Linked DNA regions of Homo sapiens: region 1 is linked to region 2. Evidence: chromatin contacts called from ENCODE Hi-C or POLR2A ChIA-PET data. All regions are on one chromosome and are shown on one strand. The core of a region is the stretch at or near the end of the contact, and the rest is flanking DNA. Distances in the headings are between cores, read along the strand shown. Region 1 overlaps MYH9 (myosin heavy chain 9). Region 2 holds the start of FOXRED2 (FAD dependent oxidoreductase domain containing 2).

Region 1 (5,744 bases), core at 268-2,767, 150 kb after region 2:
TCTTCTGCCACAGGCTTTGTGCCCATCTCACCAGACCAGCATTTCCCAGACCAGCATGGAGAGAGGTTTTTCCTGCAGGATATTCCTGGGATGGAGTTAAGCAGATTTCTTTTTTCTTTTTCTTTCTTTTTTTTTTTTTTGAGATGGAGTCTCACACTGTTGCCCAGGCTAGAGTGCAGTGGTGCGATCTCGGCTCACTGCAAGCTCCCCCTCCCAGGTTCACGCCATTCTCCTGCCTCAGCCTCCAGAGTAGCTGGGACTACAGGTGCCCGCCACCATGCCCGGCTAATTTTTTGTATTTTTAGTAGAGACGGGGTTTCACCGTGTTAGCCAGGATGGTCTCGATCTCCTGACCTCGTGATCCGCCCGCCTCGGCCTCTCAAAGTGCTGGGATTACAGGTGTGAGCCACTGTGCCCGGCCTAAGTTAAGCAGATTTCTTTTTGCAGGCTGCTTCCTACAACATTTTGTGCATATTGTGATTGCAAGAGGGCCATAGGGAGACGGCATTCCATCCTTACTCGGCCACGAAACCCTCTTCCCTCTGCAAATTGCTGTCTTTATAGTCACTGTCCCTGAGAACTGTCCTCTATGGATGGATATAACCTGCAGAAAGAGTCACTAGACTCCTGGTAACTGATTTTCAGAGGGCCCAGGTGTCATTCCTAGGAAGAATGGGGATTAAATAGCTCAGAATCACAAGATAGAGGAGTTGGGAGGGAAATTCCTATCATGCCATTCTCCACTGGGAGCTTGAGCTACAACTCTTCTGATGTTAGGTGGTGGTGGTGGTGGTGGTGGTGGTGGTGGTGGTGGTGGTGGTGTTTGTCCTCATTCTAAAGCTAGGAAATTGGGGTGCTAACAGCTTCAAGGTCACAGGAATTGTGAGCAGGGGACCTGGGACTCCAATCCAGGTCTGTCTGGCCCCAAAGCCATAAACTCCATTGTGGTACATTACAAGCATTTATCTTAGGGTTTGCAGAACCAGGACCTCACATGGCTGTGGTTTTTCCACTTCTGTCTGTCACTTCTGAGTTGATACCAAAGGTTGATGTTGCCAGCACCTACTTGATAGATGGAGGCGTAGCATTCCAGGAGGGCACACGACCTTCTCATGGCATCCTAGCAAGAGCAGAGGCCATGCCAGCCAAGATTCTTTCTGGTATGTCGGACTGGTAGTAGGTGGTAGGTGCCTCTACACTGGTTAATCAGGGGGTGCTAGAAGGTTCTAGAAAACAGAGATGGTTGAACTATATGTAAAACCAGTAAATTATCCTCAGTCCTATTTCTCTTTGTAGATTGAAAGCCCCAGTATGCATTCTTTCCCTTTTTGTTTTGAGGATATAAAAATTAGTCCATAAATGGTTTGGTGTTTGTAACAAATTAGGTGGCTATAACCCTTACGCGTGTGTGGTTTCAACTTGGCTCTCCTGTTACCTTCAGCTCTCCAGCCCTGTCCCTCTTTGCACAGCCACAGCCCAAGGGGATTTTCCAGCCTCTGGGGACCTTCCCCATTAAGTCTTTCTTCCTCATTTTGGCCTTGTTTCTCATTTATTCATTCAGGACACTTTAACTGAGCACCTGCTCTGGGCCAGGCATTGTGCCAGACATTTGGAATTGATGAATGAGACCCAATTCCTGTCCTCAAATAAAACTACAAATAATGAGTATTTAGCTGTTTGGTTACAGTGGAACAAGTACAGAGCACAGACGGGAGGGCCATAGATATGAGACATCTTTTTGCTGCAAAAAGTCTTTAGAGAAGGGAGCGTTTGAGCTTTGATCTCAGAGAGGGTTCCTAATACAAAGGACACTTCTCTGCCTTCTTTGAAGGCCTGGAGGCCTGAGCAGAGTGTAGTGTGACTGGGGAATTGATTATATACCGCTGGGAATGACTGTGGCAAAAGGAAGGGCAGGGGCAAGATGAATGGGTGGGGTCCTAGAGGGCTTGCTTAGCATGCAGATTTTATTCTGGTGAAGGTGTGGAGCTGTCGAACCATTTTGAACTGATCAAATAATATCAATGAAATAGGAAGTCATATAAATAGGAATTTGAATTTGTGAGTCATCAGAAAGGAGTTCTGTAGAAGTGGCAGGGGAGGCCAGGAGGGAGGCAGTTGGAGCAGTCCAGAAGGGAGGGCCTGTGGGCCTGGACTGGAACAGGGCACGGGCAGTGGTGTTGGCGGAGGGCTGGGGAGGAGTTTACGGTGACTGTCTTGGGTGGCCAGATGGATGGTGTCTCCCAGAGATGGACACCCAGAAGAGGGTATGGGTCTGGGGAGAGATGGTGGGGGAGTTCAGGTGTGATGGTGCATCCACCAGGTGGAGATGGCTCGTTGGTAGGTGTTTAAATATATTTATTAATATATGAAGGGGTGTGGGGGAGAGCTCTGGGCGGGAAATAATCCGGCTGTCCCAGTGGTGGAAGCCATGGATTTCCTGGGTCTAATCCAGATTGATTTGCCAAAACTATTCAATAAATAGCGTTTGGGCCTGGTGCGGTGGCTGACACCTATAATCCCAGCACTTTGGGAGGCCAAGGCGGGCGGATTGCCTGAGCTCAGGAGTTCGAGACCAGCCTGGCCAATATGGCGAAACCCCATCTCTACTAAAATACAAAAAATTAGCCGGGTGTGGCGGTGTGCACCTGTAGTCCCAGCTACTCGGGAGGCTGAGGCAGGAGAATTGCTTGAACCGGGGAGGTGGAGGTTGCAGTGAGCCAAGATCACGCCACTGCATTCCAGCCTGATGGGATTCCCAGGGTGGGGTGAGCTGGCACAGCTGTGTCAACAGCTCCCACCCCCAGCCTCCAAAATGTGGCTCCCGCTTGTCTTCCGTTAATCATCTGGACCCTTTGATGCTGGTGACTTTGCTTATGAGTCGCAGGCTGAGCTGCCGTGTTGGAGGTTCTGAAGGTGCTTCTTGCCTGCCTGGGGAGGCACATCAGTCTCTTCTGCCTGGTTGATTGGTTTACTTTTAAATTGGGTATTCAGGATCTTTAAAGCACAGTCCAGCAGGAGAATCTAGGTCAGATCTCTTAGAATACAGTATGTTACAAGGAGCTGTCATTCCTTGGTGACAATGCCATCCATAATGGCCATTTTTATGGGGTCCTGGGAATCCTTTTGCCCTGAGGATTTCTGTTTTGTTAAGGAGATTTGGCCCGTGCACTTCAGAGATGGGGGAGGATGACGACTGAGAGGTCTGGCTTCATAGTGCTGCGTTTGTTCACACGAACCCCTTCAATCAGTGGGCTCAACCGGGTGTGATTTGTCTTCCCCCGCAACCCCCAATTTCCACCTTTGGTGATGTCTGGAGAGGTATTTGGTTGTCACAACTGGGGACAGGGTGCGACTGGCATCTAGTGGGTAGAGGCCAGGGGTGCTGCTCTGCTGCTAAATACCCCACGTGGCACAGGACAGCCCCACCACAAAGGATTCTCTGGCCCCAGATAGCCATAGTGCCGTGGCATCGTTTTGTATGTGGTTATTGAGCGATCGTACCTTCTTCCTGTACGTTGGCTCTTGCTTTTCTCCCTCGGCCCGGGATACCTTTCCACCATCTCTTCCCTTCCCTGCCAATATTCTACCCATCTTCCAGGACCCAGTTTAAATGTCATATCCTCCATGACACTCTTCGCTTGAGTGTCCAAGGAAGTGTCCCTTTCTCTTTGTTCCCACGGCAAGTTGCATGTTCCTCTCCTCTTCTTCGCTGAGTCAGTGGTGGAGCCGGTTGTTGACGTGGTTCTTCCTCTCTGCATGAATGTTCCACTATGGTAGGTGTCCTGTCTCATCATTATGTGTATTTAAGGAATACATGCTGCATTAAGCAGCCCTGCAAGGCAGGGAAGGCAGCATAAAATATTATCTGCATTTACAGTTGAGGCCAGAGAGGTGGCACCGGCCGAAGGCCACACAGCAAGGAGTTTCTGCATTCATCCACATGGCAGATCTGTCTAGCGGGTGCTTACTGCGTTTGGGTGTTGGATTCAGCAGTGAACAGGACAGAAGGAAGCCCAGGAGCTTGCTTTCTGTCTACTCTACCACATTGCCCAGGTGGACACTCCACCTAGTCACCTAGGTTCATGTCCGTCCTGCCGCGCGACCTCATTAGAAACCCCCTGGGATCTTTATGCCTTTGTCATGATTTTTTTGCATGTGGATTCTCTATGTATTAGTTGATTGAATAAGTGAATCAAATGAGCTTGAAAAATTCTACATTATTATAGCAGCTGCTTTCAAAGAATCTTTTTTTTTTTTTTTTTTTTTTTTTTTGAGATGGAGTCTCACTCTGTTGCCCAGGCTGGAGTGCAGTGGCACCATCTCAGCTCACTGCAACCTCTGCCTCCTGGGTTCAAGCGATTCTCGTGCCTCAGCCTCCCTAGTAGCTAGGATTACAGGCACGCGCCACCACGCCTGGCTAAGTTTTGTATTTTTAGTAGAGACAGGGTTTCACGGTTTTGGCCAGGCTGGTCTCAAACTCCTGACCTCAGGTGATCCACTCGCCTCAGCCTCCCAAAGTGCAGGGATTACAGGCATGAGCCACCACGCCTGGCCCAAAGAATCTTTCTTAACAATGGAAGCCAGCTACTTCGATAGTTTTATTTAACTCAAAACCAACGGCCGCAAGTAGAAAGAGAAAGGACATGTTCACCTGTGTTCTCCAGGATGGGGGTGGGGATGGAAAAAAACAAACAGAGGGGCTGCTTGCATACATCAGTGGTGAGGCTGGAATAGGGCTTCCAGTGTCTGGGCTGAGGCCGCTGGGGTGTCTGAACTGAAGCCTTGGCGTGCCCAAGGCCATTGGAGATTGGTTAGGTCAACTCCTGGCAGACTGGGCACAGAGAACTCAAATGGCTCACCCAAGGTCACACTCCCACCTTCTTTCTTACTTTTAGCACCCAGCAATTTAGGTCGGAAGGATGGAGTCCCTTGTGCAAGCCAGCATGGGGAGATGGGGTTTACAGCTTTGAGGTGGCATTATCAATGTCTGCTTAATTAATAAAGGGGGGGTTCTCTGTTTGTTTGCTTCTTGTAGCCCCCTTGACCTCACCAGTAAGGCAGCTAAGGGGGAAACGGAGCAGGGCATTGAAGCCACACGGGGCTGAGTCTGACCCTAGGTTTTGTGCCTTGTCTGAGCCCCATTTCCCCCACCTGTAAAATGAGTATGTATGTGCCTCATGAAATTATTGCAAGGATTGAGTGAGAACATGCAGCGCTTCCTAGCAGGTCCTTGGTCTATGCAGCTTTACGGTGAAGGTGATGACTTGGACACTCCCAGCCTAGAACTTGGCCCACAGAAAGGTTTACATCAGCCCTCGTTGTCTGGGAGTGGAAATGCTCTCAACGTTTCAACCAAAGATCTGAGAGTAGAATACATTCTGTCTTTAAGGTGCTAGCTGTTCATTTTCCAGACAAACCCACAAATAAGTAAAAAGAGAAACGGAGGGAGGGAGGGAGAGTATTCTCTGGGAAAACAGGGAGAAATAAAAGATCCATATGATGTTTGTGGGGAAGGGGAGAAGGCAAATAATTGAGGCATTACATTTTGGGTTGAAAGAAGATGTTTTTGGTCAACCTATTTACTTTCAGTTTCATCATTTCCTGAGAGTCCTAATTTAGCCTCTGGTTGTGTCCCGCTCGATTATGGCCTAAAAAGGCAACTGCTTGGGTTTCTTGGAGTTGGACTGGCACCCGCAGGAAGCCGGCGGGAAGGAAAGCGCTGGGGGATGGCCTCAGCCTGATCC
Region 2 (5,669 bases), core at 1,902-4,401:
GGTGATCTACCCGCCTTGGCCTCCCAAAGTGCTGAGATTACAGGCGTGAGCCACCGCACCCAGCCGAGGCTATGTAAACTATGTAAGTGGACACTGTTCTGTTCTGGACACTTGATGGAGTAATTACCCTGCCAGGTATTAATGCTGAGCTTTCTGTAGTATCTAAGCCTCATACAGAACTGTGATGCTGGCAGGAGTAGTACCATTGTAGAGGTGAGGAAACAGGCATGGTGGCTCAAACCTCTAATCCCAACACTTTGAGAGGCTGAGGCAGAAGGATCACTTTAGCCTAGAAGTTTGAGACCAGCCTGGGCAACACAGGGAGACCAGGGCCTGTCTCTGCAAAAAAATAAATTATTAGCCAGTCATGATGCTTCCACCTGTGGTCCCAGCTACTCAGGAGGCTGAGGTGGGAGGATTGCTTGAGCCCAGGAGTTCAAGGCTGCAGTGAGCTATGATCACACCACTGCACTCCAGCCTAAGTGACAGAAGGAGACCCTTTATCAAAAAAAAAAAGGCCAGGTGCAGTGGCTCATGCCTGTAATCCCAGCACTTTGGGAGGCCGAGGTGGGTGGATCACTTGAGGTCAGGAGTTCAAAACCAGCCTGAGCAACATAGCAAAACCCCGTCTCTACTAAAAATACAAAACAGCCAGGCATGGTGGCACACGCCTGTAATTCCAGCTACTTGGGAGGCTGAGGCTGGAGATTCACTCGAACCCAGGAGGCGGAGGTTGCAGTGAACTGAGATCACACCACTGCACTCCAATTTGGATTACAGAGACTCTCAAAAAAAGCTCAGCATTTCTAAAGTTACAGGTTTTTTTTTTAAAGTAGCTTGAAAAAACACAAAATTAATTTTAATGAATCGAACCTCAGCAAGCAAAAGGTTTCTTGAACTGTGTTAGAAGCAGTGGAGAGAAAAAGTGTACTTGGGGAGTTTTCAATGTGAATACAGAGTGTTAAAAAACAGATTAAAGTGGTGTGACTAGTGCCGGGGGTTTCCAGGTTGGACCAGTATTCACCAAATTGCCTCTTGCAAACCATGGCCCTGTCCAACAGGATTAACAGAAGCAAGTGGAAGTGACTCAAGCTCATTCCCTGAAAATACTTTGCATCAGTTTCCACTGCCTTTTTTTTTTTTTTTTTTTTTTTTGAGACGGAGTCTTGCTCTGTTGCCCAGGCTGGAGTGCAGTGGCGCAATCTCAGGCACTGTAAGCTCCGCCTCCTGGGTTCACGCCATTCTCCTGCCTCAGCCTCCCGAGTAGCTGTCCACTGCTTTTATCTGTCCTGCATGGGGCTACCAAGTTGACTGCTGCAGTAATCCTACATTCAGAAACTCCCAGTAGCATCCTGTTGCTTACAATCTAGGTTCAGCCTACTCGTAGGGCCCTACCATACTTGACGAATTCTGTTTAATTTCCCACTACTGTATTCACCACATAAGACCAGCAATTATTTTAGGAACTTGTTTGCCAGCACCCATTCTCATAATCTTCACAACCACTAAGAAACAGACATCCCCAAATTGCATGACTATCAAAACATCTCATATGCCCCATAAATATATACACATATGCCCCCAAAAATTTTTTTGAAAAATTGGCCAGGGGCCATGGCACACACTTGTAATCCCTAGCACTTTGGGAGGCTGAAGCAGGATCGCTTGAGCCTGGAAGGTCAGGGCTGCAGTGAGCCATGATTGTGTCACTGCACTCCAGCCTGGGTGACAGTGAGACTCTGTCTCAAAAAGAAGAAATAAGACATCCCTACTTTATTTTTGGCAAAGTATTCTGCCTGACCTCTCTGGTTGCAATGCTTATTCAACAAATGCTTAAACTTCCGTATGTCAGATACTGGACAATTTCTGCTCTGAGGGAGCTTTTCTCTGATGTTGACACAGACTGAAGAAAGTAAATGACATTCGGCCAGGCGCGGTGGCTCACGCCTGTAATCCCAGCACTTTGGGAGGCCGAGGCGGGCGGATCACGAGGTCAGGAGATCGAGACCATCCTGGCTAACACAGTGAAACCCTGTCTCTACTAAAAATACAAAAAATTAGCCGGGTGTGGTGGCGGGCACCTGTAGTCCCAGCTACTAGGGAGGCTGGGGCAGAAAAATGGCGTGAACCTGGGAGGTGGAGCTTGCAGTGAGCCGAGATCACGCCACTGCACTCCAGCCTGGGCGACAGAGTGAGACTCCATCTCAAAAAAAAAAAAAAAAGAAAAAGTAAATGACATTCTTTGGTAGGTACTTGTAGGCCTGAGAGGTCAGGAAAATTTTTCTAAGGAGTCCCCAGCTACGATTTTTAATTCAAAGAATCTCCAGCCATGCAAATCTGCAGGCTCGCAGTTCTTTCCACCTGCCCTTCCCCCAAGAACACTCAGCCCCATTTCACTGGACTTTGAAGGTTCCTACACTGACTTCGTATTTCTCCCCATGTAAATCTCATGCAGGGGCCACTTGCCACCCCTGGGAAGCCAACCTTCATCATCCAGTTCACGTTATCTTCCTCCTGCCATTTATCTTGCCTCCACTGAGTTTTAATTCCAGGCTCCACTTCCTGTGATTGTAAACATATCCCTTCATCCCTATGTCTCCATTTGACCAGTCAGCTACCAAATGTCGGAAACAATGCCTTGCCCACCTCTCCTATTTGGTGGAAGATTAGGACAGTCGTGTATGTTACTTGGTAAGCAGTACACTGAGTCACTGTAGCAAACGCTTGTTAATTGGCTTATCGGTCCTGGCTCCACCACGCTGGTTTCCAGTCCCACAAAACTGGGTAGGCCAACTAGTTTTAGCGTTTGGCTACATTCATGGAATATGAGAGCTAGGATTAGCTCCAAAAATCACGTGCTCCCCTCCCTCCGTGTAGAGAGGCACCTTTTAAAACGAAGGACCCAGTTCCCCATCCCGGATCTCCAGACCTTCCACCCTCGCGGGTGCGCGCTAGCCCCAGGCCCCTCTACCAGCCCCCGGAGCAGCGAACGCAGCACGCGCGCGCCTCTCCCGCGCTGGGCCGGAGCAGGCAGCCTGCCAGCTGGTCCCGGCGTGCCGCGCGCCGCGCACGTGACCCCGCCCCCTGCCATTGGTCCGGGCGCGAGGGGCGGAGCCGCCGCGGAGCAAGCGAGCCAAGCGCGGCCTCATTAGACCACGGGTTGCAGCCGGAGCGGCTGGGAGGTTCGCGCGTTTCTCAGGGTTCGGTCGGAGGCGGGGAGGCCGGAGCTGCGGGCGTAGGGACCTGGCGGCTCCTGAAGCGCACGCGGGCGGGCGGCAGGTGTGCGCGGCATCCCTGTCACGTGGCCGAAGAGCCTGGGGCGCGCGGACCCTGGCAGGGGGCGGGGCGCACGCAGGCCACACCCACTTCAGGCTCCCACCCGGTCGCTGGAGAGGGGCCAAGGCCTCTGGAAGGTCCAACCTGGAGGGTGGTTCAAAGGGGTGTTGGGCACCCTCAAATTAGGGGAAAATTGGGGAGTACGCTCTCCTTCCCCAGGGTGGAGGTTACTACAATCATAAGCGGGGAGCCGGTGCCCCTGAGGAAGGAGACCCTGAGGGAGATAAGATGGAGGGGCTCGGGATTCCGGGGAGCCCCAAGTCCCAGCTTGAAACGGTGGAGTCCGGGCAAATGAGCTCTGAGGACGGCTTCTGGGCCTGGCCGTGACCCAGATTGCAGTGAGAGTTCCCGCAGGCCCCGCCTCTTTCTGGGCCTCGTGTCTCCCAGCCGCCGGGCCGGGTGCGAGGCCTTACCCCTCTGATCTGCTGCAGGATGGGCCTCTCCGCTGCGGCCCCGTTGTGGGGTCCCCCGGGGCTGCTCCTGGCCATCGCCCTGCACCCAGCGCTGTCGGTGCCCCCGCGCCGGGACTACTGCGTGCTGGGCGCTGGGCCCGCGGGCCTGCAGATGGCCTACTTCCTGCAGCGCGCTGGACGCGACTACGCAGTGTTCGAGCGGGCCCCGCGGCCCGGCAGCTTCTTCACACGCTACCCGCGGCACCGCAAGCTCATCAGCATCAACAAGCGGTACACGGGCAAGGCTAACGCCGAGTTCAACCTCCGCCACGACTGGAACTCTCTGCTCAGCCACGACCCCCGGCTGCTCTTCAGACACTACTCGCGTGCCTACTTCCCCGACGCCCGCGACATGGTGCGCTACCTGGGTGACTTCGCGGACACGCTGGGGCTCCGTGTCCAGTACAACACCACCATCGCCCACGTCACTCTGGACAAGGACCGACAGGCCTGGAATGGCCACTACTTCATCCTAACTGACCAGAAGGGCCAGGTGCATCAGTGCAGGTAAGGCCGGTGCCAGAGCTCACCTGCGGAAGCTGGGACCTTCCCCACACGAACCACACACCTTGATTGGCCAGTAGGTATGGGAGGAATGGACGAAAAAGGGTATTTCGCTTTTTTTTTTTTTTAAGACGGAGTCTCACTCTGTCGCCCAGGCTGGAGTGCAATGGCACGAGGTCAGCTCACTGCAACCTCCGCCTCTCTAGTTCAAGCGATTCTCCTGCCTCAGCCTCCCCAGTAGCTGGGATTACAGGCAAGCACCACCACACCCGGCTAATTTTTTTATATTTTTGGTGGAGATGAGATTTCACGACGTTGGCCAGGCTGGTCTCGAACTCCTGACCTCAGGAGATCCACCCACCTCAGCCTCCCCAAATGCTGGGATTACAGGTATGAGCCACCGCACCCGGCCTTCAATTCTATTTTTGAAACCACTCTGTGATCAAAGCATTCTTCTGCAAGCCGGCAGGATCCAAGTCCCCAGCTGCCCTCCCCTGGATGGCGATCCTCACCAATGGAAGGAGCAGGACTTTGGAATCAAGCCTATCTGTGTTTAGACTCTGGCTCTGCTGCTTTTAGGAGCTCTCAAGCCATGGGCCTGCAGGGCCTGTGCCTCCTCACCTGTAAAGCAGGCCACATACCACCTCCAGGTTGCTTGGAGGAGTCAGAAAGATGGTGCACAGATACACTTAGTACAGGGCCTGGTACAGAATTACTGCTCAGTGGATAGATGTATCTGTCAGAGGACTCAGAAAGGGGAAAGTAGAATGTCAGGTTTCATTTCATCACCAGCAGTCATACCTGGTCTGACTGCTATGTGCAAAGTTAGGTGAATTCTCCATTTCTCATACTGTCATCTTCTCCTCTCTCACAGGGCAAATTTAACCCCCAGTACAGTGCTAGGGAAAATACTGTGAGCTCAGGGAGAGGCAAGGGCAGAGCCTCTCAAGTGCACTGGGATGAGGGCGTAAACAGATGAATGAATGAAAAATGAATGAATGAATGTCCTATTTTCTTTTAGGGGCCGGCGGTTGGAGCCAGGCAGGTGGGTGGGTGGGTCCAGGGAGTGGTTTTCACTTAGTGGTCTTATAGCTAAGAGACTAAGCCATCTTTCCTCTGTCCCCGCCTGCAGCGTCCTCTTTGTAGCCACTGGTTTATCAGTCCCCAACCAGGTTGACTTCCCTGGCTCCGAATATGCAGAGGGTTACGAGTCCGTGTCCGTGGACCCTGAGGACTTTGTAGGCCAGAATGTGCTGATCCTGGGTCGTGGGAACTCGGCCTTTGAGACAGCAGAGAACATCTTGGGTGTCACAAACTTTATCCATATGCTCAGCCGCTCCCGGGTCCGTCTGTCCTGGGCCACCCACTACGTTGGAG

What was found. Hi-C counts contacts between places; a loop is a spot of excess contacts on that map. ChIA-PET counts read pairs that join two places held with the same protein, here RNA polymerase II (POLR2A). Pooled maps may share reads with other maps.
Region 1: a pooled map shows a loop between it and region 2 (2.3-fold over the local background). The contact joins the enhancer-like site here to the promoter of FOXRED2 in region 2. A Hi-C loop is called at or near these places in 2 of 50 pooled maps. POLR2A ChIA-PET finds 5 or more read pairs at or near these places in 4 of 52 experiments (A549, H1, HepG2 and 1 more).

Annotation. Positions count from the first base shown.
Region 1 is chr22:36,355,109-36,360,852 of GRCh38, reverse strand. The region is part of intron 1 of MYH9 (myosin heavy chain 9); the gene reads left to right. Among named protein-coding and RNA genes, the nearest start is that of MYH9, 30 kb to the left of the region's middle. RefSeq lists enhancers at 1,397-1,606, 1,707-1,776, 2,862-3,803, 5,697-5,744. Within about 2 kb of position 1,517, at least 14 of the 41 ENCODE cell types and tissues checked have a DNase peak (open chromatin) inside an H3K27ac peak, as active enhancers do.
Region 2 is chr22:36,504,522-36,510,190 of GRCh38, reverse strand. It overlaps FOXRED2 (FAD dependent oxidoreductase domain containing 2), which reads left to right and starts at 3,151. Exons shown (of 9, transcript NM_001102371.2): 1 at 3,151-3,182; 2 at 3,768-4,295; 3 at 5,425-5,669. The coding sequence starts at 3,769. RefSeq lists a silencer at 2,905-3,404.